7 separate regions of the Mus musculus genome follow, and all the other regions are linked to region 7. Evidence: chromatin loops called from intact Hi-C (ENCODE). Cell type or tissue: heart. All regions are shown on one strand.

What was found. Hi-C counts contacts between places; a loop is a spot of excess contacts. Peaks named below come from ENCODE experiments on the same cell type or tissue, not always from the same donor. Only the 100,000 strongest peaks of a DNase experiment are listed, where the experiment ranks them.
Region 1: it touches region 7 in a loop (6-fold over the local background); 3 of 42 quality-filtered maps call a loop at or near these places.
Region 2: it touches region 7 in a loop (4-fold over the local background); 6 of 42 quality-filtered maps call a loop at or near these places.
Region 3: a loop joins it to region 7, with 12 times the contacts of the local background. A loop is called at or near these places in 5 of 42 quality-filtered maps.
Region 4: a loop joins it to region 7, with 19 times the contacts of the local background. A loop is called at or near these places in 5 of 42 quality-filtered maps.
Region 5: a loop joins it to region 7, with 6 times the contacts of the local background. A loop is called at or near these places in 18 of 42 quality-filtered maps.
Region 6: it touches region 7 in a loop (2.2-fold over the local background); 4 of 42 quality-filtered maps call a loop at or near these places.

The regions. Positions count from the first base shown.
Region 1 is chr11:18,009,701-18,013,700 of GRCm38, forward strand. No RefSeq gene overlaps it. Among named protein-coding and RNA genes, the nearest start is that of Gm31505, 12 kb to the left of the region's middle. In heart, a CTCF peak has its summit at 1,533 (motif pointing right); a DNase peak (open chromatin) is centred at 1,591; H3K4me3 peaks cover 724 bases; H3K27ac peaks cover 876 bases.
Region 2 is chr11:19,532,152-19,536,151 of GRCm38, forward strand. No RefSeq gene overlaps it. Among named protein-coding and RNA genes, the nearest start is that of Gm39601, 85 kb to the right of the region's middle. In heart, CTCF peaks have their summits at 1,823 and 3,252; no DNase peak of the experiment used is centred here.
Region 3 is chr11:17,850,448-17,854,447 of GRCm38, forward strand. No RefSeq gene overlaps it. Among named protein-coding and RNA genes, the nearest start is that of Etaa1, 100 kb to the right of the region's middle. In heart, a CTCF peak has its summit at 2,132; no DNase peak of the experiment used is centred here.
Region 4 is chr11:18,819,872-18,823,871 of GRCm38, forward strand. It overlaps Gm31674 (a long non-coding RNA gene), which reads left to right. Exons shown (of 4, transcript XR_003949852.1): 4 at 3,027-3,102. Among named protein-coding and RNA genes, the nearest start is that of Gm23021, 19 kb to the left of the region's middle. In heart, a CTCF peak has its summit at 1,725 (motif pointing right); no DNase peak of the experiment used is centred here.
Region 5 is chr11:19,022,141-19,026,140 of GRCm38, forward strand. No RefSeq gene overlaps it. Among named protein-coding and RNA genes, the nearest start is that of Meis1, 5.2 kb to the left of the region's middle. In heart, a CTCF peak has its summit at 2,499 (motif pointing left); no DNase peak of the experiment used is centred here; H3K4me3 peaks cover 425 bases; H3K27ac peaks cover 2,512 bases.
Region 6 is chr11:19,599,549-19,603,548 of GRCm38, forward strand. No RefSeq gene overlaps it. Among named protein-coding and RNA genes, the nearest start is that of Gm39601, 17 kb to the right of the region's middle. In heart, no CTCF peak of the experiment used is centred here; DNase peaks (open chromatin) are centred at 1,843, 2,173 and 3,113.
Region 7 is chr11:19,758,940-19,762,939 of GRCm38, forward strand. No RefSeq gene overlaps it. Among named protein-coding and RNA genes, the nearest start is that of Gm39602, 18 kb to the left of the region's middle. In heart, a CTCF peak has its summit at 2,321 (motif pointing left); no DNase peak of the experiment used is centred here; H3K4me3 peaks cover 292 bases; H3K27ac peaks cover 252 bases.

The DNA.
Region 1 (4,000 bases), 1.7 Mb before region 7:
GTGACACGAAGAATTCGATGGAGGACTTTTCCCCTCCTTTTCTCGAATTTTCTTCTTCTGTAATTTCAAAAACATGTCAAGTAAATCATTTGTCTAATATCCTAAATTACGGCAAAATGGCTAAAGATAGGAACATTTTGGACTTGTAAAATTTTTACGTTAAAGTGAAGGTATGAAAACCTGTCAAAGTAATTTTGTTCTATCTAGTCAGTAGAAAGTGTTTGGAAACTTGGACTGCATTTTCTTTACCCTCTTCCAGGTTTCTCTGCATAGATTCTTGGTTTTTCATCAAGAGAAGCTTTAGTCATGTTAATTCACCTCTGTACAACCTGTTTTCTGTCTGATTTTTTTTTTTTTAATGCCCCAGTCACTGGCTCCAGAGCAGCAGTAGGCATCGGTCTCTTTGATTCTCTGTGGTATTTTCCCCAGGATTTCTTCCCACATTGCTGTACAGTAAGATTTCTATTTTATTGAAGAATTACCTACTTTTAGCAACAAAGAAATGATTATCATTACTCTGTAAAAGCAGTAGTGCTAAGAATATTTCTAAGCAAAACGCTATAGAAAAAGCAAACAGTATAAAGTAGCTCTTTCTATTCTCTGACAGACCATGAGTTCAAAAAAAAAAATCTTGTTCTTCCCCAAGTTATATTTTAAAGGGGTTAAGCAATCATTCAGATAATCGGACTTCATTGCTTTGAAATTTTATCAAAGTGTCCTCAATCCTTGAGCTGATATCCAGGTCCATTTTGCCAATCGGATAAAGCCTCTTAGATCTTTTTCCTAGAGGCATGAGTGGTTAACTTGATCTTATTGTGCTTCGAAAGAGTCTGTGCTACGCATCATTTTTCATAAGTGCGATTTGTTGTGTTAGGAAAACTCCAGAGAGACTCCTTGTTAGAATGGATTTTGGCTGCCAAGGGCACATTGCTACTAGAACCTCCTTTGTTTTATAGTGAATGAGTTTTAGAAATGTTCTCTGCTTAACCATAAGAGAAACAGAGCAAGGTGAGGGGGAAATTAGCATATGGGGAAATAAAGACTTTATTTCTCAGATTTGGGATGATTTTAAAAGCAGAAGATCAGGGAAGCTAGGCTTGGTGGTGCATACCTTTAATCCTAGCACGCTAAGGTAGAGGCAGAAGCAGGGGGATCTCTGAGAGTTCTCATCTATTTAAGAAATTCCAGGTCAACCAGAGCTAGGAAGTGAAGCCCTGTCTTTAAATAAACAAGGGTGGGCGGGGGGGGGGGAACTGAAAAAAAAAAAGATAAGAGGAAACTATTAACAAAGACCAGCCCTAAGAAAATTCCTTATTTGGAAGCATTGCTTTCATTAAGACTCTTATTCTTCCCCCTCCCCCTTACGTCTCCTTCTCTCCTCCTCCTCCTTACTGCCCCTCCCTCTCGACCCATCCTTAGAAGGTAAAAGGTTTGAAGACAGCTGCCTCCTTTTATTTTACCTTTGTAAAGGCCAGCGATCCCAAGCGCCCACTTGTATCCAGACCAAGACTCACAGCCTTTGCCTGGAAAGAGCACTAGGTGGTGCCCATTTACTTTGCAGTGGAAAGGGGATTCCCCAGGGGAGCAACTCTGGGGAAACTCATCCGGCCCCAGCCTCCTCAGTCAGTGAGAAGTCCTCCTCTAAGAGGTGGTCAGGAGAATGAATGGTGTCCTGTTTTTTTCTCACTTCCTTAAAGCATACCGGACTTGCCCTTTTAGGACACAGCTTTCGTTTAGAGAGAGTGTGTGTTTGCAAATGTGGGGGTGGGAGTAGAGGGGCCTCAAACATCCCCTTTGGAATGAGAAGAGGAATAAAGGCTGCGCCCTCCATCTGTGTGCATAAACAGCACAGCCCGAGTCTCTTGCCAAGACTGCGGTCCTGCCAGATCATCTGGGCATCACGGTGCACATGCTCGCCTTATTTTTCTGCTTTGCCTATAATAAAGCCGTAAAAAATCGAAGAAAGGTGACTCTTAAATTCTACTTTGCATCTTCACAACAATAATTCTTTGTCAAATTAAATCCTGTTAATTTGAAGATTCTGCATCCCAGTGTTAATTTCCACGCCTACTCCTTGATGGGGTGGCTTTCTACTGCTGGGCTTATTCCTTAAAAAATAAAATCTTCTTAGGCTTGCTGAACAGCTTGTTGCTTTGTTTTCAAGGAGAGTAGGTAACTGGCTAAAATGATGTGTTCTCTGTTTTCCTGTTTTCCCCACTCAAGGGGCTGTCAGATCTGTTTTAAAATGTAGAAACACTTGGAAGTTTTCTTTTTTCTTTGTAAAGATCTGTAGCAACTGGCATAATCATGTTAATTGTCACAAAAATGGGAATAAGAGACAATTCATGTAGAAATATATAAAATATTCATCTTTCTGTGACTCTAGTCCCAAAGTTGAGCTGAGTGGAGCTAAGCCCTCCATGTGTTTTTGTTTTGCTTTAAAGAAGGCAAGACAAATGGTTGTCTCAACATCTGACTAGACTCTTCTAGCAAAACCTGGATTCTGTCACGATGAGGGGAGAATAAGACGTAGTTTCAAGAAGTTAAACTAAGGGCAAAGTTTTCTGAAGCCATGAGAACCACTTCTGAGCTCTTGCTGCCGGGTCATATGTCATGGTATGTGGCAGCTGACTGCTCATTAATTCTATTTATATCAGTGTGAGAACCCACCCCACTGAGTACGCATGTGTTAAAATATTCATAAATTATGTTTATTTAGAACAAATATACAATAAATGCCAAAATAAGAGCATTATTTAACCACCAAACTAGCCGACTACTAAATAAGCAAGGCTTTTCACTGCCAATATGGTACAGTGCACTTTGTTAGACTGTCCTATCCAGTATTTCCTTGAGAATGCTCACCTTTTGTTTTCTCAATTCCACAAAGGAAATAGGTTTCACTGAAAGGAATAGAGTTGGGAAACAAAGGATGCTCTGCTACTGAAGAGCAATAATAAATTTGACTAGAGCAAATGAGAAATGCACTTTAGCAATCTAAAATCCAAGAAAGTGTTCACTAATTCATGCACACTTGGACTGAATCGGGCAGTGTTTCCTGAAAACAAATCAAGTTAAGCAGACCAGATGAACTCTTGATAAAGTTGGCTGAAAAAAAAAATAGAAATTTTAATTATATATATTTTTCTCAAAATAAAGAATGGCTAAAAACAAATTTACATCACTGTGAACTGAATTAAAAAATCAGAACCACGACTGCAGCCTGAATTTTCAAAGTTAGTGCTCTGTAGTGAGACACCCCCGAACAATGCTCACTTAAAAGATGCTGTGAGGCTGACATGGTAGAGGTGTTTTTTCTCTCGGCAAGCTTCCTGAGCAGATAGCCAGCACAGTTGAAAAATGTGAATTCCTTGTTCAAATTCCAAAGCTGTGCTAGATAAAAATACATCGTCTAATTTATCCACTTCATCATATTCTACATCAGCACCATGAAATCATCTGGGACTATTAGCTAATAGAAGCACCATTCAGATTTAACTGAAAGCACGGCCCTCTTAATAGGCAAGCTCTGTTTCCACTTATTTGACTATTTGTAATATTCTCTGAAAGTGTTATAAATGTAAACACTCTCATCAAAAGTACCATTTTTCTAGATTGAAATGTCATTGATACCTAAGGCAGAGTGAGACAGTCTGGACTAACTTCATCATCTCTGCATGTTTACCTTGAAGAAAAGCACACTCAGGCACACCAGAGCAAAAATGAAAATTTTTTTAGTGATGACAATAGAAGTGCACATGAATTGGGTACGTGTTCACTTTAATCAACAGCGAGGGTTTCACAGTGTTTTATTTTCCATTTATTTTTGGAACAGAATTATGTTCACTTATTAAAGAAGTGTGCATCTGAGGGAGATCTTTTCTAAGGCAATGATTTAAAACGTGGAACAATGTATGCCTACCAAAATATTGTCTTGATGACATTTGTAACACCAAAACTAGAAGGTTTTTAATCATCCTGTTAATTTTAATTTAATTTT
Region 2 (4,000 bases), 230 kb before region 7:
ATCCAAACCCAAATCATATCAACAGCAGAATAAAGTAACAAGACGAATGACTGCCACCAAAAGCTCCCTTAAAGGCAGAAGCTGACTGTATTATTCAGGACCCTTGGCCCTCCTGTCATGGCTAAGGGTTCAAACAAAGTAGCATTTGGCGTGACAATTCACACAGACTCCACAGGCAAAGGGAGTACTGAACAGGGGTCTTGGAGAAGAGAGCCCCAAGAAGAGATGGGGCAGAGCAAGAGAATTGGGGCCACCTGGAAAAGCGTCTTAAGTGAACAAAAGGAGACTGACCTGGGCCAAGGAAGAAAGAGGCAGGCCAACAGCAGGAAATGAAAAGCAGCCTGGGAAGACAGCAGAGGAGAGAGCAGTAATCAGAACCACACAGAATATTTCCATAGGAAAAATGCTTGGCATTCTGCTAAGCCCGATGGCTTGCAAAACAACTGGGGATGTACACTGATCCCCAAAGACAAGTGGATCCCATGGCCTGGCCTGATGCCTTCAGAAGCAACCACTGGTGAGCTAAGGAAGAGCTGGCAGAAAATGGCTGAGTCCCACAGCCTCCTAAGTCACTCCATGTTGGCTTCATCCGAAGCCTTCCACCATTCCTTAAATCTTCCTTTTGACGTCATTCTGTATAGACACAGAAGTGACTATGGATATTTTTCATTCGGCTATGGCTGCTTACAGGTACAGCCCCTGCAGAGCACTGGACCTTTGAGGCTACAGCCAACATTCTGCTATCCTGTCTCAGCATCTTTGACACCCATTTCCTAGGTGGGAATAAGAGGAGATCCTGGCAGCCACATCTGAGGAGAACGGAGATACTTCACCTGAGGGTCACCTAGCTAACGACGTCATCATCCTTCCCCGGTCCAGCAGCTGCAGCATGAGATCATCGTGGGCCTACCACTTACCAGCTGGTGACCTTAGGAGGATGATTTAACTTCTTCTGTGCCTCTGCGCCTCAGGCCCCAGCCTGCCTGAAGTAAGGGCAGTGATGTCGGATTTAGAAGTCTGTGGCAAAGGGGTTCTGGGATGAGATAAAAGTGTATAACAAGAACCTCAGACAGGAGGTTCCAGAGCCCAGGTAAGATGGTTTAAATAAGAACATCCACCCATCTACCCATAAGCTCAGGTATTTGAACACGTAGTTCCTAGTTGATGTATTTGTTACCTTGTGAGGTCTCAGCTTCCTGCTGCCATGTCTGCCTGCTGTCATGCCTCCCTTCCATGATACACTGTTAGCCCTCTGTGATCATGAGTCCAAATAAACTTCTTCCATTCTTTGGGCTTGATCATGGTGTCTTATCGCAGCAATAGAAAAATTAACTCATCTGTCATGACCCATTGAAACCATTTAGCCCAAGTTCTCCCATTCTGAACCAAGTAGATCAGGATCTATGGGTAGTATTGTCAAAGCTCTGTGCGAGATGGTGTAGGCTACTAGGGCTGAGTCTCACTGATGCTGAGTCTTGAGTTCTATGTGTGATTTTACAATGTGGATATACCTGTGGAAAGGCATGCATGTTAGCAAGTGTGAAGTCCTTATCTAGATTTCTGAGAGAGCCACAGGAATCTTGTAGTTTTCTTTTTCAAGACTTGAGGGTTGGGAGCATTTATGACCCCTGAATGAAAGCCACAGCCTTGGCTGATGGAAGGTGTCTGTTGACTCTTCCAGCTGGCAATGTGCCCCATCTCCACCACACAGAGCAGACTACATGCACCAAATGTTCCTGTACTACTGGCACCTGTGACTTGCAAACACTTCTTCCTGGGGCCAGGATATGCACATTTCACCCATGAGTAGCAGGGCTGAGACTGCCTCCCTGTGGCTTAATGAGAGCCGCCAGCATATAACCTGCCCTAAGCAGTAAGGGCCACAGAGGGAGGAAGGTCTGCCACCCAGTTCTAAGGGTGAGGACCAGCTTGCTGGGATACACAGACTAGAAACAAAGTCCTCAGATATTCTGACGACTTTGACAGATGTTTGATACCTGCATTTGCAGGTTCTTGGGACACTAAAAATCTCAACTACTTAGATCCTTCAAACCTAAATAAATCTGCCAGGTGTTCCAAAGACAATCCTCCATTTATGTATTTGCTTTAAATATTTAAGAGACTTCCGCCACAAAAGACCTTGGAGACCATGCATGAGATGATAGAAAACCACAATTAAAAAAAAGAAGAAGAAGAAAGAAATTAAGAGCCCCAAGGAATATCTAAGCCCATCAATCAATCACTCCACCATCTTCTTCTGGCAGGAAGGGACTTGCTTGGGGCTGCGATGGTTGAGAGAACCATAAAGGGGGACAGTTCGACTCAGAGCTTAGGTGAACACAGCCTCCATCTGCCCTAGAGGGGACGCAGAAAGCAGAGGAGGGACTTTCCCTCTGCCAGTCTGAGACATCAAGCCCCCATACTTTCTGACTTTAACCATACACCCCACCCCACAAAGAGATCATGGGGGAAAGGAAGCAAAGAAGACAACAACTGTCAGCAGTGAGTGAGAAATAACACCCTCAGCTTCAGACGAGGATCTTAAAAATAAGAACCAACACAGCAAGGGACTTGAAATCAAACCCAGAAAGACGAATACAGTCAGAGCCCATTGGCCTGAGCTTCTGAGAACAGCCACTTGCATGCAGACAAAGTGCAGTTGTGTCACTGGGGACTATGACAGAGGAATGGAGATTTGGTTATTGCTGAGGGTTCTCACTGGAGCCCGTGAAAAGTTCTGGAGATGGGCAGTGTTAATGGTTATGCAATACCAATGCCACTGAAGGGAAAAAAAAATGGTTACAATGGCAAATGTTATGTTGTGTAGATTTTACCATAATAAAAAAATCAGCCATAAAAGAACACTTATCTTGAGGCTAAAAGGGAATTGTTTAATATTTAATAATGTTTTACTTCAGTGTTTTTTTTTAAAGAAAGCATTAAAAAATCCAAAATCCTACAGTTGAAAGCACTTCCTTAAAATATTGGAAGCAATTTCAAAAGGGAGCCCCAAGGCACAAACTTAGGAGCCCAGGGCTCAAGAATGTGGGCTTAGGAGCCCAGGGCTAAAGGCTCCTTTGTGACCAGACTGGCTTGGCTGACCTCTGACCAGCCACCATGCCTCTCAAAGCATGAACATTGCTTTTTATCTTTTTGTGAAACCTCTGACAACTACTGTGCCAACTACAGTCCATTTCTAAGGTCCTCCTTCCTCCCCATTGGTCACTGTCTGGATACACTATGTAGTTGTCACACTGAAGGATAGGGGGTGCTACAAGCATTGATGGAAGAGCTCACAATGTTGCTACACAGGACTCTCCCATGACAAGTAGCTCTCCCAAAATGTCAGTGATGTTAAGAAGAGACTTGTTTTATACCATTAGAAATCCCACAGGACTGTAGAGGAGGCTCCGTGGGTAAGATGCTTGTCTCACAAGCCTAGGGAGTTGAAGTCAGATCCCTAACACAAATGTAAAAGCCAGATGGAGCAGCATGAATTTGTAACCCTGTCTCTACCAGAGATTGGAGGCAGAAGTAGGGAAATGCCTGGGAACTCAGGCCAGCCACCCAGTATTTGCAGCAGTAAACAAGAGAGACCCTGTCTCAAATGATGTGGAAATTGAGGACCAACACCCAAGATTGTCCTGAGCCCACCATATCCCACAAATTCCAAAGAAATTAAAAAGCAGGTTTCTCAACCTTTTTTTTGTTTTTAATTTCAAGGTTATGTAATTTCTCCAAAGTATCCAGTAAGAAAAACCAGCAATAGATCTTAGACCTTTGGGTCCAAAACCCCAGTGCCTCTCCTTGGATGGATGGATGGATGGATGGATGGATGGATGGATGGATGGATGGATGTGGGTGAGTGAGTAAATGAATGAGTGAATGGGCACAGTAAATAGAAGCATGTAAAGCCATTAGAAAGAGAAACTCAAGAGCCCGGCCTGAGACTAACGCTGAGTACCATGCTAGGTATTCCGTGTTCACAGACCTACCACCC
Region 3 (4,000 bases), 1.9 Mb before region 7:
GTTCATACCATAAATCTCAGTACTAGGGAGGCAGAGGCAGAGGCAGGTGGATCTCTGTGAAATGGAGACCATCCTTGTCTGGAGAGTAAGTTCTTGGCCAGACTGGGCTATATATAGTGAGAAACTGTCTCAAAAAGAGAAGAAAGAAGAAAGCAGGCAGGCAGGAAGCAGGCAATGGCAGAAAGGCAGAAAGAAAGGAGGCAGAAGAGTATTTTGGTGCCAAATTACAGATTTTGGATGTGATAATTGGTCTGGGAACTCAGAAAACAGATGATGAGCACAAACTAGTGACTTGATGACCAAACATTGGATCGATATTCAAAAGCAGCCAAGAATCACAGACCACGCAACCATCACACTAACCGAATTAGAACATATGCTATGTACCCCAGCTGAATATCAGCTCTGCTCCAGGACACTGGACACTCCAGGCAGGCCTTATTCATTTGCAAATGAGCAGGTTGATCAAGCAGAACTCCATGGGCCTAACTCTGAAATATTTTATTGACCTAAATGCAACCCTAATTAATGGTCTCCTATGGGGTTCACCAATTTTCTGATTCTGTTCTTTCTTCTCTCTTTTGATAGGTGTCATCTCAGAATTGCCACTGAGACACACACTCTCATGGGCAATAAGACAATGGCAAGAGAGACATACACAATAAAGTACAAGAAAATGTAAGTACACAATGTCTATTATGTATTTCACAGCTGCTGCATTGCAAGCAGATTTACTCATGCCTATAACCACATACCTACATCCATCTTTCTGCCTGATTCCCCAGGGCTCTGATTCAACAGGTTTTGTTTATTTTTTTACCCTGAAATGATGCTCATTTTTCTGCCATGCTTACTTACACAGATTGGAGCATGTTTTCCACATGCAGCTTCTTGCTTGCCAGTAAGCCCAGCTCCATCCCAGGAGACAGTCATGTTCGGCCTTTCACATCTCCCTATCTGTCCTGCAGGATCTTTTCTAGCAGCTACAATTTGAAAATCTTCCTCACTTACAGGAAACATTTACTTTAAAAAAAAAATCTTTTCTGCCTCTTTCCCACACATCCTAAAAGTGTTTGCCATAGGGCAGACAGAAAACCCCTTTCAGCTTGCCTCTGTCAGACAGACCACAAACAGACAAGGCCAATGGGAATCCGATGCAGTCTGACCGGATGAGAGGGGATGTTTTACTTTGAACTCTGTCTAAAAGGAGACAGGAAATACTTGCTCAAAAAAAAAAAAAAAAAAAAAGGAGGGACGTGGAAAAGCCTATGGACTATTTTACTATGGTCATCCAAGCCCTGTGTCCCAAGACCGAGCCCATAGAAAATTAGATTGCTGTTATACACTGAAAAGAGAAACCTGGAGTAGAATTGCTGATACAAACTGTCAACATCATACAACTTTGTTCCTGTAGACTCTCCTTACAGCAGTGTACATCTAGCTAGGGTAAACCCCTAAAACATTAAAAAAAAAAATGTCTTGGCCCTTAGACAGAGTCTTCAATTTTCCCTTAATTTTAACAAATGTATTTTTTTGTCTCGTGTGCATATTTTCCCTGTTTATGTGGCTGTTTAGTATGTGTGTGCCTGGTCCCACGGAGATCAAGAGAGGTCATTCAGGTTCCTTAGAACTAGAGTTACAGAGGTTGTGAGCCAGCACGTGGGTGATGGGAATCAGACTCAGGCCCTTTGAAGGGATAGCGAGTGTGCTTAACAGCTGAGCCGTTCTTCAGTCCCTTTTCTCGCTTAATTTTAATAAAGAGGCCCACTGGAGAGCATCAAGGAGACGTGAACCTTCCTAAAGCAAGCATGCATGCTGGAGAGTGGATGCTTGTGCTTAGAACAGGAAGAGTTCCTCGGCCCCAGGTGAGTTTATCGTGCAAATAAAGCCCACCGTTGGGGGGCATTGTGCAGGTACAACTTTGGGTACTGTCATGACACTAATTAATAAAGCCATAACTGCTTTATTACTTTATTAGAACCAAAAAAGATCTCCCAAAGATCACGTTCTCGGTTTAGTCAATACAGAAATTAGATCAAATGTGAACTGGAAATTAAAGCTTAAGCAGTCTCCTGGAGGTTAAAGAGACGGGGAATAAAAGCCGTAAAGTGAGCAGGTTAGAAAGACACACTAGAGGTCGCTGTTGCTGCTCGAGCTGAAGGTGTGTTCACTCGCATGCATGCATGTGTAAATGCAAATATATACATATATCATAAGAATTGTTTTGGGAGATTGTATGAATGTTTGAAAATTTTTGGAAAGATCAAGTACCTTTGTTAAATCCAAAAAAAAATCCATTAAAGTATGATTTTTTTTTTGACTTTTGATTTTTTTCCCCCTTTGGGGTATGTGGATAGTTGAAAATTGAAAAGGAGATTTTTTAAAAGAAACTTTTATTTTATTTTAAAAATTCATCCAATAACTAGTCACGTAGTAAATATTTTGCCTCTGATAAAAATTCTCACATTTACTTGGTGCAGTTTGAAAAACACCTTTCACATGCACATTAATGGAACCAACAGTCAGAGTAATTGATGGGTCAATATGCCTCCTCTAATTATGGAAACTGGTTCCACTCCCTAGTAATGTGAAAGAAAAGTCAAATTAAGATAAAAAAAAAATTTTTTTTTTAGTCCAGTCTTTGAAGGTGTATGGAAAATGTTTTCAGTGTGGCAATCCAGGGAAAATCATGAAACAGGTTTGGGAATTGTTGTAAACATTTTCAAGTTTATATAAATAAAAGGAAAATATTTTAGAAAAACAAGGATGCCCCTGGGACCATCACGTTGCAAATGGAGTGAGTCTGGTGGAACTACGTTTTTGGAGCTCCTGAGGAGGGCTCTAGATTTTTCTGCCTCCCATTAAGCCTTCGGATGAGTTACTTGTGAAGGCCGTGGTGAGAGGAGAGGTCAGTTACAAGGTCACAGCCAGACTGAAGGGGTTTACAGAAAAGCTAATGGCAGAATGACCAATCCAACAAAGGAATCGTCTCGTTGCCAAGCAAAGGATTCCATGGGTTAACCTTGGTTAAATTGCTTCCCTTTGTCTTTTGTTGACTGTTGCTGGTCACAGGGATTGAGTCCAAGCCATCAGAGCATGCTCAATTCATGCATAAAGCCCAGGTACCTCGGAAAGTATTAGTCGCACCTACATTATCTTTGGTAACAGAGATCTCCGGGTTTCAACTGCTAGACTTGAAACAGTTTCAAAACAATGCCCTCACTTTTCTGTGTATATAGAACCTGCCTTCCTTGAATACTAAGGAAAGCTAGCAGGCCTAGAGAAAACTGACCAATTTTCTTCCTTTGCTGAGCATGTTTTTTCCCCTTTGTCCTGCTGATCATGGTCCTGGGAGTAGTTAAAGTTCAAAGAGCTGGATCCCAATTCCTTACAGAGTTACTTTCTACAAGTTTCAGGAGGTGGGGGGCAGGGGGGAATGGATAAAACGGAGTTTGAATTTAATTTACTGGAGAATTCAACGTTTTAAAATCACATTTTCCAAGTATCTTTGTTGAATTACTAGTAGTGGGGCAGAGGACTTGTAAGAGGCTCAGAACTTCGATATGACTCAGAAAACAATGGTTTTTCCACATAGAGTGCCACATGGAGGACCACTTGGGGCTTGGCCCTTCAGCCCTTTCTCTTGCTCAATGAAGGTGAACTTGGGTAAGTCCCTGACCTTGCTGACTCCAACTTCTTCTTTGCAAAGAAGATATAATTTCTGCCTCTCCCAGTAGGCTTCTACAAATCAATGGCTGTTAAGTAATTGGCACTCAGAATGGCCTGGGTGCCTGTCTGGTGTCATTATCATTGTCTTAGTGGAAATTCACAGGCTCTCTTTACACCTATTGAAAGGGATATGAACTGTGTTTACTGTTCCTTTTGAAAGCAGCTTTTAAAAACAGCAACTTGAAGAAAAAACTTAACAGTTCAACAGCTCGTTCAGAAGAAGAAACAGATTCTAATTAGTGATTGTGTTTCTCTTTTTCCAAACAGTTTT
Region 4 (4,000 bases), 940 kb before region 7:
TGATGGCCTAGATGTTGTCAAGCGCAGGGCTTCCTGTTGATACACAGAGACAGGAAAAAAAAAAAACCCACACTGGAACTAATCACAACTTTGACCCTAAAGCAGGAGAAAGCCGGATGGTCATCTGCAATGTAGTCTCAGCCCACAGCACTTTAGCCTGGGATCCTGAGCTTCTCATTCAGAAACATAGCTCATATCTGTGCCTGAGTCCTGATGAGTAAATGATCTATAAAATCACTGCCTCTCAGATGCACACATTACTGTTGCACAATAAACATAAAGTTTCAGGTTATCATCCTGATTCAAAAACAGAAGCTATATATAATGATGTGATGGATATGCACACAGTGTGTTCCCAGTCTTACGAAGTGTAAAGACAGACAAAACTGGTCTTTGGTTTTGGGTGCCAGAGGTCAGTGTTATGTTGATGATAAAGCTGAGATGGGTGACTAGAAGGGGGAATCATGAAATCTCTGATACTAGAAATGGTCTTTGTACTGTGATGTGATCACACGGATAACCATGAGTGGCTATACCTAACCAACTCACCAGTGTATCCAACAGGTTTTACTGTAGGCAGATTACAACATGCTTGTTTTTATATAAAGTATACATGCAAATGAATAAGCCAAATTTCTAGGTAGAAGCTGCCTCTCTGTAACCTGACTAGGGAAAATCTGGGCCAGGTAGTAGGAATACATTCTATTCCAAAGAGACAAAGAAGAGCTTTGGAAATGTTTGCTGGTGCTTACAGACAGCCAAAAAGACCCTGGGAAACAATGGATATACTCACCGAGGATCTAGACAGACTGAGCACAGGTCCAGATGTGGAGCTCCTTGGTGTGGCAAGAAAAACAGAAGGATCATCAGAAAGGTATGCCAGGTAGCTCTGGCAAGAAGTGACCGAGTCCTAGGTGCAAAACAAGCTAGACAGGTCACAAACCCTATTGCAAGTTTTGATGGTCACTGACTCCTCTGGAAAAGAGTTAAGCAATGGAAAGGAATCTCATTTTGTTGCCCTGTACAATCTGGGGCTGTGAGGGGCCAGGCACTGTCATGAGCAAAAATCTATGGCTTAAAACTGAGATCCTCTTGGTTCGGTAAATGAAGACATAAACCAAGAAACTTGAATTTAAGATGTCATAGGTCCTGGTTGAGAGATGCAAAAATATGAAAGCAGGCAGGAGACTGGAGTGAGTGATGGAAATGTGTGATAGGAAGGAAAGTGAGTGGTGAGAAAGGCTTCAGGGGAGAAAATCTATCTAAAACATATTAAGATGCCTACTACTTTGTGGAGGGAGAGGGAAGGGGAGAAGGAGGGGAGGGATGAAGGGAGAGGTCGAAGAGAAAGAGAGGGAGGGGCATCCCTGGGAGATACAACTTTTCTGCTGAGAATAACTCTGGAACTTGGTAGCCCTGAGCCTGGGGTCAATGAGTGGTTCAGGCTTGAAGCCACCTGTCTTCACTGCTGTCCACTATAAAGCCCTGGTACTTTAAGAACTGCTTGGTTTTACAGTTTCATTCCTCCAGGAGGAAAAGTACTTGTGGAATTTGGAAAGTCCAAGTCCTCCACACGGAGCTGTGGTTGTTGTCCCCACTCCCAGGATACTTAGAAGAAAGCAAGTAGTTACAGTGTTCTTGGATAGAGATCATGGAGGGAGGAAGCACTGTAAGGGTGTAAGAGCCTGTCCAGGACACAGACTGCAAAGCTAAGTGTGGCCAGCAGAGGCCCCTGGTATGCAAAGAAAAGAAGCAACAGAAGTGAAGATAGATCTGGAGGACATTGGATACTTTTCCAATACATGCTCAACACCATCAACAACCATAGGGAAGACAAAAAAGTTCAGCTGGCACTATCCACCTCATACATATAATTAAGGGTCTTCAATTCTCAAGGTCTCAGGAGAAACTACTCCACCCACTTCTGCCTTTTTCTCATTCCATGGATATCTTCTCTTATTCTTTATATTTTCTCTATATAATATTTTCTTGTTATTATATTTAAAGGAGCTGATGCTTTTATCTTTTTTATTCTCTATACGTTCATTTAATTTCATTTATGCTAATTTTAGTGTGTGTGTGTGTATGTGTGTACCCATGTATTGAAGGTCATAGTTCATTAGGTCATCAGGTTTAGCAACAGAAACCTTTAAACTTTGATTCACCTTTCTGGCCTCTATGTTCATAGTTGCCTTAGTTGGGATAGCCAGAATCTAAAAACAATCCAGATGTCTGACAACGGAAGAATGAATACAGAAAGTGTGGTTCATTTACACAATGGAATACTACTCAGCTATTAAGAACAAGAACATCCTGAGTTTTGCAGGCAAATGGATGGAACTAGAAAATATCATCCTGAGTGAGGTAACTCAGATCCCAAAGGACAGGCATGGTATGTATTCATGAATAAGTGAACATTAGCAAAAAAAAAAAAAAAAAAAAAAAAAAAGGTACAGAAAACCCAGGACACAATCCGCAGAACTCAAGAAGGTTAACAAGTCAAAGGCCCAAGTGAAGATGCTTCAATCTCACTTAGGAGAAAGAAGAAAGCAATCAAGGCATGGGAGGAGGGAAGCAAAGGGAAGGAAGGGCCTGGGTGGGAGAGGGAAAGGAGAGAGAAAAGGGGAACATGATCAGGTATTGGGGGAACCCGGAATCCCCAAGGGCCAGCAGAATGAATAGAAATAAACAACCTCAGGTGGTGGGAGGTGATGAGACCTGGGAGTTGAGAGTCCCTCAGAACTCAAAGGGAGAAACTTAGATGAAATTCTCAACAGTGGGGAGAGGGAACTTGTACAGTCTACCTACAGCAGAAAAATAAAGCATCAAGTGGAGGGATGGGGTTGCCGTCCTACAGTCAAAAACTCTGACCCACAATTATTCCTGTCTAAAAGAACTTCAGGGACAAAAATGCAGAAGAGCCTGAAGGAAAGGCATTCTAGTGACCAGTCCAACTTGGGATCCATCTCAAGGGGAGACTCCAAAGCCTGACACTATTACTGATGCTATGCTATGCTTATACACAGGAGCCCAGCATGGCTATCCTCCAAGAGGCACAACAAGCAGCTGACTGAGACAGATACTTACAACCAATGGACTGAAGTCGGGGACCCCTGTGGTTGCATGAGAGAAAGGCTGGAAGAAGTTGAGGAGGAGGATGGCCCCACAGGAATACCAGCAGTCTCAACTAAGCCTAATCCCCAGGATCTCTCACACACTGAGCCATCAACCAAGCAGCATACACTAGCTGGTAGGAGGTCCCTGACACATATACAGCAGAAGACTGCCATGTCTGGCCTCAGCGAGAGAAGATGCACCTAACCCTTGAAAGACTTGAGGCCCCAGGGAGTGAGGAGGCCTGGTGGGGTGAAGAGGGGTGGGGTTGAGTGGGGTTGGGGTGAGTATGGGTGGGGTGGGGATATCCTCTTGGAGACAATGAAAAGGAGGAATGGGATGAGGAGCTGTAGGAGGGCCAACCTGGAGGTGGATAATGACGGAACTGTAAAAAAGGAAAAAGTTAAAGATAAATATTTTTAAAATAAATAAATAAAATTTTATCTTTTTTTCTATTTTTAACACTGCCATTTCTTTCTATCGTATTATACTATATTATTATACTATATTGGGGAGGGATATGTTTTCTTTTAAAAAAAAGAAAAAAATGTCTCATTTTTGTTGCTTATTTTATCTTATATTTATCTAATTTTGTTTTAGAAACCCCCTATATTTAGGGTCTTTATCTATTTTTCTTCTTTTCATTATGCTCGCCTTCTCTGTTTGCCTTGTTTTTTGTTTTTTTTTTCCGTTTCTTTAGCCTGACTCCCTCTCTTCTTTTTCCCTGTCTTCTTTTTTATCTCACCACTCACTCACTGTTTTTCATGTTTCCCATAAAGAATTCTGAGCCTCACAGAATACTCTAGATCATTTTGACCGTTTTCTATTTGACTGCTATTGGTGCTGTTTCGTGGGCATCTGTGAGTTGAAGGTATTTCTATGTTTT
Region 5 (4,000 bases), 740 kb before region 7:
AGTTTAAAATAAAGCTCTCTTGGTTTTGAAAACTTTCCACTTAAGAATGTGTACCTGAACCTAGTGCTACTTGCAGGCCTTCATAGATTACTTCTGAACAATTGAGCAACTAAAACACTTTTACAATGTAATTACAGTAGTATGAATTGTTTGCTCAAACCTCATTCTGGATAAGGATTTTACAATTAGCAAACAGTTATTACAGTTGGGGCTTGCTGAGAGAAATGACAGATGTACAGAATTGTAAGATAGTAGCCAAAAAAAAAAACCCCAAAAAAACAAAAAACAAAACAAAAAAAAACCCTTCTAGCAAGGCAGCAATTAATCAATCATCTAGTAAAAGGAAAGGTGCAGAGGCAGTTCACGGCATCTCAGAAAGTTACTGTGACATAAATTACTGTGGTATGTGTGCTGTTCTGGATGTGCCTGACCCTAAGTTTATTTCAGATGTTTCCTTTAAAAAGACAGTAGCATTCCGGCTTTTGCAGAACACTAGTGTTCTAGCCGCTGTTGCTGCTCTTCAAGATGCAGTCCTTCTCCTTTCTGTTTTCCTTTCATGGCTCACAGTATCTTCCCAAAGATAGAATGCAGGGATAAGAAAGAGGCAGCCTGAGCTCCTGGTCCCTATTGTTTATCACCTACCCTGTTGGGAGGCCTCTAAAGCAAGCAGTGTTCATCTTGGCTGTTGGTAGTCTCAGAGACATTCCTGTAACTTTTTGTTCTCCTGTGAGGAACTCTCTGCAGAGTTCACATCCTGAACTAGGTTTTTGTTTCAAAAGTTCCCACTGATGAGTCAGACCTAAATTTCTCAAAATTAAAGAGGCACCTCTGAAGGTAAAATGTGTGTGTGTGTGTGTGTGTGTGTGTGTGTGTGTGTGTGTGTATGTGTGTTTGCCAGCCCAACACAAATAAAGTCCTGTTAATCAATGGAGTTTGGCAGCTGTGTTCACAAAATGATAAGTGTTTATCATCTGTCACCTCAGTTTAAGATGCCTGTTAAAATGTTGTGGTTGCTCTTGAGGTTCTCCTGGAGTGTGGGGGCTTGGAATTTGTACTTCAAGAAAAACATTATCAGTTCTCTGCCCTCCAAATACCCCCCCACATTAACATTTGCATTTAAAAAAACAGAAATGAGGGTAGTTTAAAGAAAATGGATTTGAAATCTGGTAGAGATAATGGAGGAATGCTGGCGATAAGAGTCTTTGTGTGATAGGAGAACACTACCAGGAATTTAAAGCTAATGGATGACTGTGAGGAAACTGAAATAAACTATTTAGATGGCTATTACAGCGGGAAACCTGGTTAGGTGATAGGAAAGAGGCTTTAAAGCGCAGGATTAGGAAGGACGTTAATCAAGTGTCCCAAAGCAATCCGGGCCACAAGGCTGGGAGAATTGTTTACCACATTTTGCTTCAAAAAACAAAGACTGTCTGGGTCCAGTTCACAAGTCAATGAGAGGTCAGATTCGGCTCTCTGACCATCACAGGGAAAATGCCTGACTCACTATCTACTGGCTGCCTAACAAAAGTCCAGGAAAAATAAATGTTGGGAGCCTGGTTGCTTTCCTTACTACTTTTCTATTTCAAATCATTAAAATGCTTTGGTCTCTAGAGAGGAGAAAACTACACTGGTTAACATAATTACCAGCTCTGACATTTTCAGAACTTATAGAGGTCTTTTATTAATTAAATAGAGGGTTTAATAAAATATTCCTAATAAAATTTATGGTTGTCTTAAAACTTTCTAAACAGTGCTATAAATTCTTAATAAAATTAACTGGGAAATGAGTTATTAGCCTACACTTTGCCTTCCTCCAAACCTCGACAGGGTCTGCAGAGTGGAAAGAAATGGAGATTTTTAAAAAATATAAGTATTAGGCAAAGCTATAGATTGCCCTAAAGAGGCCCTAACTATTATCTCCTGGTGGCTTTAGCACCCAAAGCACTCCCAAAACTGCACACAAAACTTCAAAAGCATTTCTCTCCTTTACAGCACACTACATATGCATGTGTACACATTTTCATTTAAAACACAATGGTCAGTGTCTGAGCCTCAGCTTTGTGTTGAATATATTAAAGAACATAGAAGTATAATACAAATTCTAACATGAAATTTTGAAGGCCCAAGTTGCAAAGACTTTACCCACTAGAAACTAAGTAAAATTGAGGTGCCTCATTTTTTTCAAAACTTTAAATCTCTCAATTATTTAATTTCCCTACAGGTAGCTTTTAGTTACTAAAACCTGCAATAATAACACGTCTCTCCATTTATAACCATTAATGTATTTTCTGAAGGAAATGCATCTGTTGAGCAGATACACAAAAATATTTTCGTATGACTCCATCTCAAAGTTTTGCAAAGTTAATTTTGTTTTTTTTTTTTTTCTCTCTGCTTCACCGGTGGATCCAGTGCTGTCTGCCTGCCTTTTCTAAAAGAACAGGCCACTGGCATCAAAATAGAACCAAACCTCTCTGGATTGTTCATTATTTAAACGCTTGATCTTTTGTGCCGTCTACTGGACAATAGAAAAACTGCAGCCTTGTTTACTTTAAACTTTTCACTGTCCAGTATTTAGTGAAGGTGGGGGTGGGGAGAGGTGTGTGTGTGTGTGTGTGTGTGTGTGTGTGTGTGTGTGTGTGTTGGGGGTGGGGTGGGTAGGATGAGAGTTGATACTAGTAACAGACAAGAAAGACCCACAGGTCTTGGGACTCACTGTAAAGGTATTATACTCAAATTATGTTTTTCAACCCAAAAGATGCATCCAAGCTACTTGGTTAAAGCACGAGACTAATTATTTCAAATACTGGATTCTCACTTCCTACCCACCCTCTTTTACGATCACTGTGGAAAAAGCCATAAAAGGTGTGACAGGCTCAACCTCTCTGAGAAGACACTCTAGGCGATTGCTTGACTCTGAGTGTGTACTAGCTTGAGAGATGAGCTAAAAGGTAACACCTACCTGGACAGTGGAGGATGCGCACATCAGCGCTTGGCACCCAAATATAATATTATCTGGCAACCAAGAAAGCCACTTTTAGAAGATCAGAGATGAAACTGGCTATGAGAAAATTTTTGTGCACACTCCTTTAGTGATTCCTGAAGCATATATTTAGTGCTACTGGGGAGGAAGAGCAGGGAGGTGCAAGTCTTATAAAAGTTAGACACTTCTTACAGCAGAGGCAGTCTCTGTTCTCTGAAATATTGAAAATACTATATGTGTTTTTGTTTGATTTAAAACTATGCATGGAGCCCTAGCATTATGGAAGCTTTGGAATAGAAAAAAAAAAAAACAACTTTGACCTCTGACATTGATTTAGTTTCTGAAGTAATAGAAATATACTTCAATATATGGCCATATAGAAATAATTTTGTGATTTAAAAAGCTCGATACCCTTTCCAACAATGAAGAAATTGAGTTGGTCTTGGTCAAAGAGCCACAAAACCTTGGTGCAAGGACTCTTCAAACTGTAGATCTGCTTTGCTGAAATCAAGCCAGGAGTGTATGCCAACTTACCAGCGATAACTTAAAAAGCAAAATTTACTTTTAAAGAATATACAATAGGGAAGAGGGAGAGTAAGACATTTTATTGATACGTAAATGTATTTTAGCAATGCTTTTCAAATGTGTGTTTTGAAGTGACACCCTGTCAGAGTGGTTTTAAATATCAGGGTTATCAGAGAATCCAGACTGCCACTGACTACACAGTAAGCATGGATACGACTTGCATGGGAGTCTGAAACCTGGGGTAGCTTTAATTGAGCTCACAGGTAGTAAATGGCTACTATTTTATGAACGACTTAACTCAAGTTTTAAAAATAAACAAAAATCCTACTTGCAATAGCTGGAAAACTTAGAATTTTTTTTCCCAGAAAATAATCACAAGTGAATTCAAGCCTGATATAGTCCACACTGGTAATGGAATTACCAAGTGCTGGAAGAGAACTGGCTGGTGCAGACGCAGCCAGCAGTTGCAAACATTTACCTTTGAAAGCAACTGGA
Region 6 (4,000 bases), 160 kb before region 7:
TAACATTTGAGCAACACTGGTTTACTTGTTCATATGCATCCCCATAGAGTTTCGCACGGCATCCACAGAAGCTTCAAAGGCTCCACAGTGAGATCCATCAGGATGTGGGGAGCTCGGAGACAGACACAGCTCCAGTGTTTGGAGACATAAGGCTGGCTCGCTGGCTCTCGGGCATCTGGTAAAGCCAGCCTGACAGTGTTGCGATTTCAGGCTGTTTAATGAATTCTGATAACACCACATCGCAGGTGCTTCGGGAAGTATGTTAATTTAAGATCACATCTTCCCAATCCCCACAGGTTTCATTCCAACCTAATAAATGAAATAATCTCCTTGCAAGTGCCCTGCTTACCTAATTAGGCATAGGACAAAGCAATGGCATTTGGATCACCTTGGTGCCACTGGCCACCTTCAGAAGCATAACTGTGACCTGGCCGTGGGCTCCTGCCCCAGGCTTCTTTCACGCACAGGTCAAAGACAAACAAATATGAGGCCACAGGCCCCTTTCCCCACCCACACCACTATTTCCCCCCTTTCTCAATTTCTGGTCTTGCCTTTATAAATGCTATAATGCCAGAACCTGTGAAACCTTACTTGGATTAATTAAACTAAAACTTAGGTCTAATTTCCTGCCAATTCACTAAATAATCATGAGATTCAGGTTATTTTTAACCAAATGGGAGTTTCTCCCCACTGAAGAAGAGCTAAAAGGAAGGCTGTGATTGTATCCAAGGCAGTGAAATCAGACCTAGACAGCAGGCATTATGCCTTCCCTCCCTCTGCTATGCACTGACCTTCGGAAGCTAGCCTCGCCTCGATGCCCCAGTCTTCTTCCCCTCCAACACTGCCCCTCACTCCTTCATAGCTGAGTTCAAACATTAGCCCCTCAGCAAGGCTCTCCTGACCACCTAGGCCATAGAGCCACTCGAGCTGAGAACTGGCACCTATACCTCCCTGCACAAAATGACTGTAATTCCTAACTTATAGGAGAGGTGTAGACCAACGTGCCAGAGCACGGTAACCAAAGCTGACCTTCGGATATACCTGGGTGGATTTAAAGTCACCATCTGAGCCTGATATCCTAATTCATTTACTTTGTAATGAATTCTAGATCACAATGGAGACCTCTGGTGCTGAGTCAGGTAGACTCAGTGGCAGTCATCTAATGGGGTGGCCCATTTGCAATATCTACAAAATCAAAGGGGTCATTTCATTCCCCTCTTTACCACTAGATTAAGGGAAAGGTATTTTATTTTTAAAATTTTTAGACTGAGGAAAAGGGCTTAGATTTTTTTTTTAATTTAATTTTGTTCTTAAGTTTATATATCCTATTTTTTGGTTTAGCATTTCTTCTGCATGTGTATATATACATGCATGCATGCTTGGTGCCCTCAAAGGTCACTGGAGTTATGGGTGACTGTGAATCACTCACCATAAGAGTGATGGGAATTGAACCCAGGTCTTTGGTAAGAGCAACAAGTACGCCTAACCACTGAGCTATCTCTCTGGCTCCCCAGGGCCAGAATCCCTGAAGGAATGAATTTCTATAGATTCCAAACTCCTAACCTGGCTCCCCTGCACCAGAAAGTGTCCTCTGGCCTCTAGCAGGGAGTCGGGGGGGGGGGGGGGGGAGTATTTTTCCTTTGCCCCAATGGGAAACCACTAGACTGAAGAAATTGAAACAATGTTTAGAGAGTCAACCTCTGGCCCTCAGAAGCATGGGAAGGAGGTGATGTGGAGAGAAGAAAATGCTTGAGCTAAAGACGTTCTGGGTAATGCTACTTTCTGTCAACTGTCATTTCCCACTGGGTCCAAGCAAAATCAATGAGGACTCACATAGAAAATCACCTCTGCCAAGCAGGGCCCCAGAGGGACTGCCCTTTGAGGACAGGTTCAGAGCAGCCAGACACAACAGGAGCCCAGTCTTGAACTGGCCTCAGATCAACTCTGAGTCCACAGAATTTACAGTACTATTGCTGCTGCGATTGGTCTAATTCTCAGCGGGTATAGAACAGGCTTGGTATGGGACTGGTCTAGCCTCAAGCTTCTGAACTCAGTTGGCTTCTTTTATTTTCCATTTTCTGAGCTTGGCTTTGAACAAAACCTCCCCGGGGAAACCCAGAAAGCACCGCCAAGTTTCTCCGTCCCCTGCTTGAAGTAATCAAACCCCCAGCGTACGCCCCAACTCAGCCAACGCTGGCTTCGCTGCCAACCCCAGCCTTGCTAAAAAATTCATAAACCACAGAACAGCTGGGCCACATTCTGCTTTCAGAGCAAAGCGTCCACTATCAGGTTTTCATCTGGCACTACTGAGAACTAAGTGTTTATTCTTGACAGAGACTTGAAAGAGGAAACCTCGCCGCCTGTCTACTCGGAGTCACACGAGGACAGGTTTGATGGGAATCCCATACATATTCCAATGAGATGAAAGATATTATTCATTCCTAAGATGTCTTCAGAGACTCCATTAATGGAGAAATTCCAAGTGACAGAACCAAAAACAGGTCCCCTAATATCTACATAGAGTCATATTAGAGTGGGTGGGGGATGGGATGCGCAAGAACACGCCTCCCCAAGATCAGTTTCCTTCCTTTCCAGAACAGAAGATAAGAGATGGCTGTGAGGAATGGGGGGATCAAGGGGTCCCCAGGAAAACAGATGGGGGCAGTTAAGAGCTCCTTGCCTTAGCGGGAGGGATTTCACCAGGAAGTTTCTGTATTTGAACAATTGCTATGGAGACGTGTCCACTCAAGGATTTCCTCAATTGTGACAGTCTTGGTAAAGGAAACCTAGTTATTATGCCCTCAGTAGTCTATGCCTGGATAAGCTGTAGTTGAAATAAGCACTTTAAATAAACCTCTGTACTTTCTCCAAAGACTACATCCTAAGGGAAAAAAGACAAAGAAGCCAAAACTCTGAAATCTTGAGTCCAGTCCAATAAGAATCGCAAATCAAGATTCTCAAGAGTCAGGGAATGAACCTGGTTTTGTCGTATAAGGGTCTGTTGTGCTGGCACTGCTGGTAGGTGATAGGCGTGTGCATGTGAGTGTACCATGAAAGGTCATTTCCTATCCCACCAATCAAAACTCCCCACTAGCCTATCTGCATGCGCAGCCATCGCACAATGATAATTTCTGCTCATGCTAGTGATCATGAAGTGTGATGGTGAGCAGCTGTCCTGCAGGGCCCTTCATAGCCGCAGCAGTGTTCTGGCCTTGCATTCTCAGCTTTTATAACAAATTGTCCAGCAATAATAAAAAGTGACTCTAAGTTCCCTTTAATTCTATTTTCCTTGCATACTAACTGAGGTGTCCAAGTCAAGTATGAAAAGAGAGAACAGGAATGAGTATGGGAAAGGAAGAGGAGGGGCAGGGAATATTGTAGCCTAGGAATAATCCATGCTCCCGATTTAGATGAACCGACCCTGGATAAAGTTAGTTAAGTATAGATCAGTTCTAGACCCTATCTTCACAGTTCTAGTAACTCGAATAAACTCATTATTCATTTTCATGGCCTGCAAAATAGCTCTAATCAAAATGTACGGTGAAATAGAAAAGGTGCAAGCTTAAAAAGAACTAGTCTGAATGCAGAAGGTAATGATTTACACTGGTAAAATGGCTTTCGTCTTTCAAAACAAACATGCCAGGGCTCTGGAAACACCCTTGGGAGATAGAGTGAGATGAGATATCAGAAGCCAGGAGAAAGGTACACTTCCCTCAAACTACATAGATGGTTTGAGATAGACTCAGAGATAGGACCCACGGAGACTTTCATCACTCTGGGCAAGTTCTTGTATTAATTAGACTGCTTGCCCTATGGCCAGAGATAAAGACAGCAGCTGAGCACCCACTGAAGAATCCACAGTACACCCCACAAGCAGGCAACAGCATTCCCTAGCTTACCACTGGTTTTGCTGGTTGCTCTCTGCTTCTTACCATTCTTACCTCATTTATTTGTGAAGCAACCCCAGGTCTTCCAACCCAGGCTCCTCCCCATTCTAACT
Region 7 (4,000 bases):
TGACACTAGGCACCAGACTGCCAGGCCAAGGCAGCAATGTTTCACAAAGTCATTGAAGCCTAGCCCTTGCCCACTGGCCTGAAATATCAATTACCATAGAGGATGTTAGCACTGTAAGGAAGACCGCAAGGGCACCTACCATTTACAGGAAGAAGCCACGATTCCAGATGGTGACCATGACTCAGACTAGGCCTGACCCCCACCTCCTGACTTCTCATTCAAGTTCTTATCCAGTGAGTAAATCTGGTGATAGAAGGCAGCCAGATTAAAACTACATGAAAACCTCCTCAAATGAGAGCTGAGGCCGGCGCTTTCATGTGGTTAGGCACTTAGCTCCACACCCACCCCTGGGGTATTTGATATAACACTGTTGGACCTTCTCCAGCTTGTAAGGCGGCAATGAGGGCTCCTTCCATCACTGAGCTGGGGAACAATGCCCTGCTGTTGGGTGGGTGAAAACAAGACAAAGATGCGGGTGGCTTCGCTGACCTCTGTAAGGCTTGGAGGTGAGTGCCTGTGATGTGCTGGGCTAGGACAGGAAGGACCACACTTAGCAACATCCCACTTCCCAAGAAGGAGAAATTGATGCAGACAAGTCACCTCAGGCACAGCCCACTAAGCTTATGTGCAATGCAAATAGGGGTGGGTAATAGGCCAATAATGGTAGTTCCTATAAAGACTTCGTCTTGAATAATTCTACTTTAAAATTACTGGTTGTAAGCTGGGTAGTGGTGACACACACCTAATAATTCCAGCATTCGGGAGATGGAGGCAGACTGATCTCTGTGAGTTCGAGGCCAGCTTGGTCTACAGAGTTCTGGGACAGCCAGGGCTACACAGTGAAACCCTGCCTTGAATAACCAAGAAAAAGTTACTCATCTTAAAATGGTCCAAACTCTGAGCTCTGCTTCAGTATGCGGAAGCATGCCTTGTTCTGTTTTGTTTTCCGAGACAGGGTTTCTCTGCGTATCCTGGAACTCCCTTTGTAGACAACACTACCTCCCTCTGTGTCCTCACAGAGTCCCACTATGTCTGACTGGTATTTTCCTCTTATAAAGACACCATTCCCTTTGGACCCAAGGCCATCCTAATGACCTGTCCCGTACTGGCTAGTTTTATGTCACCTTGACACAAGCTAGAGTCATTTGAGAAGAAAGACTCCAACTGAGAAAATGCTTCCATAAGATTGGCCTGTAGGCAAATCTGTAGGGTGTTTTCTTTATTAGTGACTGATGAGAATGGGCCCGGTCTATTGTGGGTGGTGCCTCCCCTGGCTGGTGATCCTGGGTGCCATAAGAAAACAAGCTGATCAAGCCATGGAGAGCAAGCACATTCTGAGGTACAGGGGGAGATGTTAAGACTTTAACACATGAACTGGGGGCCCAGAACTCAGCCCTTCTTTAAGGATAGCTAGATACTACATGTTTTGAGGTGTGGCTCTCCAGAGAATGCTGATAAATAAACACACTTAAAACTAACTATACAAATAACGAAGCACCTCTGCCCCGATGGTCACAGGAGTGACTATAAAACCTAGGCATGGTTATATACTCTTCCCAGAAACGATGGGGATCTGTGGATTATAATCTAGGATTCACATAAAGAATACTGCACGCAGCATTAGGGTAATTTTCCTCAAAGGAACAGCTTCGCTTTAATTCTGTACGTTTTAAGATATCCAGAATCACTTTCCCTAAGCAATTATGATTTCACAAAACGCTGTCAGGGCATTTGCAGAGTTTTACTGCCCAGATAGAACCCGATGCCTGGAGCTTTGGGGAGTGATTTATTATTTGCTCTGGTGGAAGGTTGCTAAGTAAGATTTATTCAGTAAGAACAGCCATCTGAACGGTACGTAAGATATGTGTTTGGCTGTGAGGGAGACTTCTTTTTCTCCTTTCTTCAAGTGGGCTTACTCTCTATACTCAGAAATATGCACATTTGCATCCCCACTTTGGTGACATTAGGGGCACTGCTAGGCATTTTGACAAATCAGTTCCTTTCCACTGTTCCCATTTGAACTTTAGCTCTCAGAAACGTTTAACAAACTGTCATACTAAAAACAGCCAAGAGCAGTGCCGAAGACCGTTGATGAAATCTCTTGGGTATCCATCCGCTTTCCATGTTTCATTCTGAATATTTCTTCATTGCATTTTCTGAGGGCTACGGACGTCCTGGGAAGCAAAGCAGCCAATGCTTTCACTCATACCATCTCAGAGAACTCCGATTCTTAAGAAAAAGAAAACAGCGATAATGCCAACTTTGTTTCTCAGAGCTGTAAAAAGTAACAGGCGCCATTGTTGGCCTACTTGCGCCCCCTAGTGTCTATAACGTACTGTTGCTTTTTGCAAAGGGGATGCTGAAGAATTGGAACCAAAGGAAGCTGCTATCCCTATTTTCCTCTACTTAAGATACAATAACCTCCTTCACGCCAAGGTGGCCGGCACTTTGTAGCTCGCCTTCTCCCCAGAAGGTCTGCATTTCATCGAGAGCACTGAGGCAGAGGCAACGCTGCTTGATGGCAAAAATTCAGGCAGAAGAAAGCAGTTTCCTTTGCACTCAGGCTGGGGTTTGGAGTGGGTACAGTGGAACTTTTAAAGAGTCATCAACACCTCTAATCCCTGCCCTTCTACCAGCAGACAGAGGGGGGAAACAACACATCTCTTGCTTCTGCTTCTACACTAGGCCATCCCCATCCCTGTGCCTGGCTGAAATTTCAGCTCTGGGTGGCCATGTCCAGCAGGGTACCTCACCAAGAGCACAGCAACCGGGTGGAAACACATGGGAATGTTCTGGGCGGAGTCCAACAACCCTCCCAAGGCTCCCTGTGTAGGTCAGGGAGTTCTGAGGGCAGACTGCCATTCTCCAAGACAGCATTAGACTGAAGCAGGCAGCACGGAGCAGAGCAGAGTGGTGAGAGGGAGGCTGGACAGGGCTAGGTAGGAGAGGTTTCTGAGCTCTGGCCTCAGCTCCTTACTTAACTTCTCCCAGGTATTTGGAATTGGCTTCTTCCCCAATTAGAAGAAACGGTGGACACCATACAGCCAGTGCCCCAGTGCAGTCCAGACAGAACCTTGAAGAAAATAGGAGGGATGTGCACACCACAGGGAAGCTGCAGGCTCACCGCCACCAATTCACACCCGCTCTCAGTCCATAACCCCAGGGGAGATCGTAGCAAGTGGCAGAGAGTCCAAGGTTGGATTCAGTGTTGTTTCAAATGTGTATAGTGGGACAACTCGAATAGAACCTGAATAGGCTCTGGCGGGCCTGAGTTTGAATCTCAATTCTGCCTGATTATCTCTATAACCTTCAGCAAGTTTTCTGTCCTTTAACTGCCTGCTCAGAGGTTAGATCCTCCAAACAGGCCCCTCAGAGGACCCCGCAGAAAGGGGCATGTTCCTTCCTTATGTGTCTTGAACTTCATAATCCCTTACAGTTTTTGTTCAGAACACATATAAACACCTCTCATAATTTTATAGTCTGGTTACGAAGTAAGATGTTTGATTTCCTCCCTGTTCAGTGAGGGCGGGGACCACAGCACAGCTCTCCTCCCTCACCCCCACCCACCCCCATCCCTGCCAGCTTATCTCAGGGAGGGACATGCAGAATACACACAATAAAAAGTTTAAGAGATTAATTCATTGGACTAAGCTTTTGCCATTTTATTTTAACACATTAACATACCACTTCCCTCCTAGGTGTGTTGTTGTAAAGGCTAAAGAGGTATAGGTATAGATAATATAGATACTGATGGTGTATATATAGGAATAGGTAGAGCGGTTGTAAATGACATGATAGAGATGATATATAGATATATAGATTACCTTGATATAAGTATATATAAAGATCATATGCATATAAATAAGTATTCTTCCCTATTTTTGCACAATGTAGGTGGCCTAAACAGGATGGTTCCTTTGCCACCATTAGAGACTCATCATAGCAGGCCCCACTGGCCACTGAGGGGTGAACTATCAGACTGGCAAACCAGAGGCCTGAA